Linked DNA regions of Homo sapiens: regions 2 and 3 are each linked to region 1. Evidence: chromatin loops called from intact Hi-C (ENCODE). Cell type or tissue: GM12878. All regions are shown on one strand.

The links. Peaks named below come from ENCODE experiments on the same cell type or tissue, not always from the same donor. Only the 100,000 strongest peaks of a DNase experiment are listed, where the experiment ranks them.
Region 2: it touches region 1 in a loop (5-fold over the local background); 6 of 110 quality-filtered maps call a loop at or near these places.
Region 3: a loop joins it to region 1, with 2.7 times the contacts of the local background. A loop is called at or near these places in 4 of 110 quality-filtered maps.

Annotation. Positions count from the first base shown.
Region 1 is chr6:149,081,050-149,083,549 of GRCh38, reverse strand. No RefSeq gene overlaps it. Among named protein-coding and RNA genes, the nearest start is that of UST-AS2, 50 kb to the right of the region's middle. In GM12878, a CTCF peak has its summit at 1,111 (motif pointing left); no DNase peak of the experiment used is centred here.
Region 2 is chr6:149,140,071-149,142,570 of GRCh38, reverse strand. LOC124901426 (a long non-coding RNA gene) reads right to left here and starts at 2,422. Exons shown (of 2, transcript XR_007059807.1): 1 at 2,272-2,422. RefSeq lists an enhancer at 1,846-2,075. In GM12878, no CTCF peak of the experiment used is centred here; DNase peaks (open chromatin) are centred at 1,520 and 2,210; H3K4me3 peaks cover 1,257 bases; H3K27ac peaks cover 1,921 bases.
Region 3 is chr6:149,211,879-149,214,378 of GRCh38, reverse strand. No RefSeq gene overlaps it. Among named protein-coding and RNA genes, the nearest start is that of TAB2-AS1, 44 kb to the left of the region's middle. RefSeq lists an enhancer at 1,168-1,287. In GM12878, no CTCF peak of the experiment used is centred here; a DNase peak (open chromatin) is centred at 1,352; H3K4me3 peaks cover 609 bases; H3K27ac peaks cover 757 bases.

The DNA of each region.
Region 1 (2,500 bases):
ATGTGACCTCTTGAAAATCAATTTGCCTCTTTGAGCCTTAGTTTCCTAATCCATATAACCATCTACACAGAGATTAGAGATCTGCAAAGAAGTAGGCAGGGCTGGGGGAGATACACAGGGTGCTAATTAATTTAGAAGAAGGAAAATGATTTCCTCATGTCACTTTTGTGTTCTGAAATGCCCAAAGCTTCCTCATTGCCCTTATAGTAAATAAAAATTTCTTCCAAAATTTTTAGCAATCTGGCTCAATCTTATCTTGCCTCCTACAAGCAATAAAAAGAAGCAAGAGCATGTTACATTTGAGTGTGCATCCTGGTTTTGCTCCTTACTGTGCTGTCACGGGCTCATTGTTTAACTTCATGGAGGCTTTGTTTCCCGTTATACACATAGGGATGACAATGCCTCTTTCTTGCAAATCTGCTGCAAGGGCCGAGTGATATTTGTGCTTATGATCTGCCTTGCTATTATCTGCAAATTCCGCTGCTCTAGCTCAAATCCCACATGAGGTCTTCTCCTTACTGAGGTCTTTACTGACCTCCCATGTAGCCCCTATGTGTGCCAATAAATTTTTGTAGATGAAAATAATTTAAACTGAAAGTTACCTGAATCCTTTTCTAGTGTGGCCGGCCTTGATAACGGGGCAATGCCTCTTTCTTGACATCTTCCTATATCCTTGTTTTTTGCATTAAACACACTTTCTACTTATCTGTATTGTGGCAATTATGGTATTGCCTGAAGGTTATCTGGGACAGTCATCACATGGGTCACCTCTTGATTACTGAACCAGAATTGTCATCATGTTTTAGTTATACAACAAACTCAGGAAAGATGATCTGATAAAGACTGATTTTAAAAATACAACGCTAATCTAAAAATAATAGCAACAAAACTTAAATCAGGCCAGAAGACCTGGGAACGCTAATAACTTATTGATCAACAGTGTGTATGTACACTGGTAAATGTACCAGGTAAATGCACCAACCATGAGTTTCTTCTGGGCCATACTGCTTTAAAGCAATAAAGGAAAATGAGCAAGTGAGAGAGAGAAAGGAGGTTTGGAAAGAACTTGTGATTTCTTGAGTAAATTGTTATGGATACGGCGCCCCCTAGTGCACTGAACAACACAGGTGCCCCAGTGTGTAGTAGCTGAGAGCTCCGGAGCTGAGCAATCTCATCCCCATCACCAACCTTACTTGAAACACCTGCGATTTCTGTTTCATCATAGCTTTCCTTTCCACTGCACAAGCAACTGTAGCCCAAGGAAGAAAGGGGGACAGATGTCCTTTATTTGGTTGGATTTAAGCACTGATCCTCATGGGAGTCATGAATTAATTCAAGGTACCCAAATAATATTGAAAAGTATAAAAAATTTTACCTTGAAAAGAGTTTCTACTTTTTCCCGAGATAGAGGAATGTAATTAGGAGAATAAGCAAAACTGAAAGATGATTCCTTGTTATTTTCTAAAAATGTTATTTGTCCCCATCTTCTTTTTATCAACATGTTCGTCATCTGATGCAAATATATTTTCTTCAAGCACGATGCACGGACCAAAATTGAACCACAGCAAGAGGAAAACAAGTCTTCCAATGAGGAAAAATGTAATCCAATAATTTGCATTAAAGCATTGTTTCTCAAAGTGTAGTCTCCAGAACACTAGTTCCACAGGATATCAATGGGTCTTATGCAAATAAGGGTTTCATGGCAAATACTTTTGAGAAATTTGAAATTCAACAAAAGATCAATTAATTTTTAAAAATGCTTCAGTATGCATGAGTCCTTAGTATACTCTGAATATACTACCATACTGTGTAACACCACACTATGAACTGCAGCACTTCCAAAATTATTTAACACGATTTTTTTTCATGCCTATCTCACACACTTGGTTCATGAATTATCCTTTGAGAATACACATTGGACTAGAATTTCACTAGTTTCCAAAGATGGACACCATACAGGAAAGTGTGCCAAAAGGAGAAAAAGCAAATAGTAAATTTGATATGTGCAAAACTTAAGGTGACTATAAGGAAGTTTGTGGTCAGTGTCTTAACTCTCTTCTGCATTTGAAAGATTAGTAATACAACACATTAAAGTTTTTCAACATGGCAGTCCTATGGGGAATCAACCATGCTGGAAACATCACCAGCCCACAAAATCATTGCCAGATTTTTCCCACATCACAGCAGTAACACTACTTCTGAGAATGAGAAATGACCCTCCAAGAAGTTTAGTACCCCCGTCCTGCCAGGTTTCCAATTTTTACTAACACTTTTCTTTGTGCACAACCTGTATTAATTCACATGGATGTTTTAGGCTCATTATTACCATTAGTCATGGGATCACAGATACACACAGTAGTTTAAATAAGTTAGAGGAAGCCTGTATTTAGTACAAGCTGTGAATTAGAGCTGAATCTTCTAACTTGCAGCTAGACAAACTCGTCCCAAAGAATGCTTGAGAAAAGTGGAATTCCACAGACTGGTTTATCTTGGATAATGG
Region 2 (2,500 bases), 59 kb before region 1:
ATTTCAAAGGGAATAATTTTTAGTATTTCAACATTGGGTGTTTACTGTCATTTTTTTGTGAAGGTCTTTGATCAAACTAGAAAGTTTTCTTCTATTCTTAGTCTATTGCATATTGAATGTCATTGAATGCTTTTCCTGAATCTCTATGATGATTAATTGGCCCTCTTTAATCTGTTAGATCCGTTATATTAATAGATTTTTCTGAGTTTGAACTAACCCTGCATTCCTAGAATAAACCTAACTTGATTGTGATATAATACATATTATGTAGGATTATATTATATAGAATTCAGTCTGTCAATATTTTGTTGAGAGTTTTGCTTCTATTTTTAATGCATTAGTTTTTTTTCCTGATTTTACAAATTTTGTAAAATAAGTTGAGATAATGTTTTCTCTTTTTCTGCTTGCTGGAAGAATTTGGTAAGATTGAAAGTATCTATTCCTAAATTTAGTGAGAACTCACCTGTAGAACCATTTAGGCTTAGAGTTTCTTGTGGGAAGATTTTTAATTACTGACTTAATTTTGTTAACAGTTATCAAGCCAGTCAGATTTTCTATTATTGCCTGAGTCATTTTTGGTAATTTATATTTTTCTGAGAAGTTGGCTGCTTCATATAATTTTTCAAATTATTTTTATAAACTTATAATATTCTTCTTTTATCTTTATAATTACTGCTACATCTGTGGTTTGGTCCTCTTTTTATCTCAGTCTTAATATTTTTTATTTATAACTTCTCTGTCTTTTCTTGATCAGTTTTGCTGGAAGTTTATCCATTTATTAGTGTTTTTAAAGATATAACTCTTAGCATCTTGATCCTCTTTATAGCTTTTATGTTTCCTATTTTATTAACTTCTTCTCTTGCCTTTATTATTTCTTTTTCCTACTATCTTTGGGTCTATATTGTTTTTCAAAGTTGACTTCTTAAATTGAATGTTTAGTGCAGTCATCTTTAATTTTTATTTCTTAAATATAATCAACATAATGATTATAGAAATTTATAAAATAAGTTGCCTTATCTGTATTGCTTTTTTTTCCCTCTACTAGTTTGGAAGTTATGCAGTTTATTTCTAGTCTTTTAGTGTATCCCTAGAATTTTTTCATGTATATTTAATCAATGTGTCTAATGTTAGTGAATATTTTATTCTCTTGAATAATCTAAATATATCCATATGCTTTTCCTTCAATTACCTCTCAATCAATTTACATGCTATTATTGTCAGCAGGTAAGAACTATATTTAACTCAGTCTGGTTTTTATTTTCTCATCTCCATAAATTAGACATTGTTATCTCTAAGTTACTCCATGATTAAAAAAAAGTCATCACCATTTTGGGTTCCAAGGTAATTATTGCAAGTCCTAATTATTGCAAGACTTATACTGGCCTTCATTGTCCTAAGGAGTGCAGACTTTTAGTCTAGGCCTGATTTGGAGGATACCAAAACTATTTTAAAAATCAAGTCTGTGAAACTATTGCTGTTTCTGAGAACTGTTTACCTCAGACAAATTTCCCCTTGATTGAGATGATCAAACAACGGCTACTCTCTCACCCTTTCCTGTTTTCATACTCTGACACATACTGTGTTTTCTTTCTAATGAAACAAGTCTGGGGAATTTTCTAGTACCCCTAAAAACCTGCTTTTAAAAATAAAGTTCATGAAATATTTCCCCTCTTACTGGGATTCCACTGATTTCCACTGGTTCCCTTTCCTTTCCTTGCACCTGAAGCCTTGGGTCTTTACTGGCAAATAAAGTATTTGGGTAAGGCATGAGATATTTAATATGTGAAAACAAAAAGCCTCAGTAAATAGTGGAGATGTGGGCTTTACTTGTCAGAGTGCATTCCATGTGTTTCCTGAGTAAACGTTTCAGAAAAACCCTTAAAGACAACAGACTCTAATCAGGCCAGCACAGCACACACACACAAAAAGTCCAAGTGAAAGCGTAAGATAAGAGAGAATTATGACTATTCTCTCTAAAAAGGAAAGCTCTATTTCTGAAAGTGTAGAGTCAAAACAGTTGAATTCTTCATCCTTACAGTCCTGCTGGGAGTGAAGAACTACCAGATTTCTGACCCGAACAAGAGCAACGACCTGCCTCCAAGCTGTCGGACTCTAAAACTCATGCCCTGATGCAAATGACCCTCTCAATGGATCCCTGGTACACACGTTGGGTTCCTTGATTTTGGTCTCACTCAAAGTTTATTGTGTGTCAAATTTATAAAAAGGGAAAAGCCCGTCTGTGACCAGATGAAGAGACAATGCAAATCTTACCTGGCTATGACGGTGCTGGATCACAGCAGGCCTGCAGGCCCTCAGGGAGGCAACGTAGCTTCCCTGCAGACGTCCTGCGGGTGCTGGGGTGAGAAGACAACAGGCCTTTGGAAGACGTGGCTGCAAAGTCAAGCCACAAAGTGACAATGATGACCTCTGACTGAGAATTAGAAGACTGAAGGGAGAATGTTAAAATGTGGTCAAGATTTTGATTGCAAAATCTACACTC
Region 3 (2,500 bases), 130 kb before region 1:
GGCAAGACTGGATGCAGGGAGACTTGCTGGGAAGTTTTATAGTCATCTGGAGACTGTGACATGGACTGTGGAGACAGCCATGGTGATGGAGTGAAGTGGATTGCTTTGGGCTATATATTGGGTATGGAGTTGACAGCTGATTTGGACATATTGGAAAGGGAGAGGAATTGTGTTTGCCTCCGAGTTTTCGGGCCTGAGCAGTGAAGATGGAGAAGAGCAGGAAAGAGCAGGTTTTTCTGTGTCAGATAAGTTAAGTTTGAGATGCCTGTTAGATGAGTAAGTCAATGTGCTTTTATGTGCAAGACTTGTGGTATAAAAAGTAAACTACATAGATAACATGAAGAATCTCAGTCACATGATTGTAAAGGATTTCTTAAGGCTATTGCTGTGTAAGTGTGATAACATGTCAACACTCAGGGAAACTCTAAGGTGGTTATTAATTTTGGAGGCTATGATGTGCGCAGGAGAGTAGTAGAAGAGATACAGGAGAAGCTGGTGAGAGCCAGCTCATGAGAAGCCTCGTAAGGAGATGATGGGGGAACTACTGAAAAGATTTGAATGAAGAATGATGTGACCACATTGAGTGTTTTAAAAATCATTGTGAATGCAATATGCAGGAAAGATTGGAGGGACGTGAGGCTGGAGTCAGAGTGAACAAGGAAGATTTATTGCCATTGGTCCAGGTGATGGATGACAAAAGCTGGAACTCAGCTGATGACCACACAGAGGAAGCAGAGTGAGCAGATGCAAAAGATTTTCAAAAGACAGATGTGACTGTATTCGGGGATCTTTTGGCTGTGAGTGTGACAGTTTTCAGCGTGGGCGCCTGGGTAGATGCTGGGGCAATCAAATGAGATCCAGAGCATAGGTCCATGAGGACAGGGGTGGATCTTATTCTATTCTGTTTTTCTGGTGCCAACCCTTGTGCCCGTTTTCACTCTGAGGAGCTGATTGGCTTTAGCCTTTCCACTAAGTTCTTCCTCATTCAAGAAAGCCTTGTTCAATGAATTAGCCGAGAGCTAAATGGGATACCTGGGGCAACAGCAACATTTAAGAAGGCATTAAAGAGACTTGGTAGGTGTTAGGGGAACCAGAAACCTGGAGAACCAGGAACCAGCAGAATGGAAAGTGAAGAAATGGTCAACAGCCGTACTGAATGCCAAGGGAAGGTCAAATGAGACAGGGATTTACAAGTGTTCTTCAGGTTAAGGCAGCAGCAGTGTTAACCAGAGCAGCTTCAGTGGTGCAGCGAAGGTGGAAGCCAGGCAGTGGTGGGTGGAGGAATGAACAGGACAGGAAGTGGAAAATACTTGGCTGAAAAACTTGTGGGCAGTGTGGACAGAGTTGGGAGTTTTCTCACTCGTTTCTCAGTTTTCTCTGTGAATTAGGAGGAAGCAGATAGTCTACTGAAGCTGAAGGAAGCCATGTGGAAGATTTAAAGTCAGCAGTCAGTTGAAAAAAAGAGTTTTAGAAAACTCAACTTTGAGAAGTAGAAAACTTTGATAGAGACTTGAGTTTGACCTTGAGTTAGCCAAAGTGCAGAGACATGAAGTCTTCTACTTGAGGTCATAGAATATGTCTCTGTCTGAACTCAGAATTAATCCTGGGGGGAAGAGGGTACACTTGAATGCCTCTGCTCTTGATTTTGAGCTTGGTACCTTTGGACTTCGGTTTCATTTAGTATTCCAGGTCAGGTCAGTTTGTTGTTTTCCGTTTATAGGGTTGATTCACTTTAGCACTTCCAGTAAACACAGAATAGCTTGCATTTGGACTTCTATCCACTGCTGACACCAGTAGAGGCTGGGAGGCTGTTAGGCATTCTAAGTGCGGCCCTTCAGAAAGAGACGTTACACTCTTGTTTCTTCTGATAGATGTTGGTAGCTGTCCAGAGAAAAGTTAAAGTTCCCATTGCTTTTTCCAGAAAGAGTAATGGGGAGCCCTTGTGTTCCAGCCAACAATCCCTCTTCTCAATAAAACAAATAGGTTCTAATGCTGGCAGCGTTCGAAGCTGTTGCTGAGAACATAAAGGCTGCTCTGTCTCACTCCGTGGTAAATATACAGCAAACATTTAACTCATTACTAGATAAATCACACTGAGATGACTCAGAAGAAGATGTGTCTGGTACCGGCTTTTAATTTTTTTTTAACCTTGATGAATATATTTCTCCTTTCTTGACTAATTCATTCGCCAATACTTAACTAAATGTATTTAACAACAGCAATTTAAACAAGGCAACTAATGAGAGAGATGAATTGTTTAAGGAAAATATGTGGCAGAGATTCTTCATGCTCACCCAGTGGTCAGGTGTCCCTCTCCCTTTCCAAGCCTTCATGGGCCAGGTGGGTCTTGGACAATTCTGGCCAATGGGAAAATGGACAGGAGTGAGATGAACATTTCTAGGTAGGCCTGGCACTGAAAATCTTCCTGTGGATCCTCTAGCTCTCTTTTCCCTTCTATGATGATCATGGAGACCATGTGCTGTAGTTGGAATATATTTAA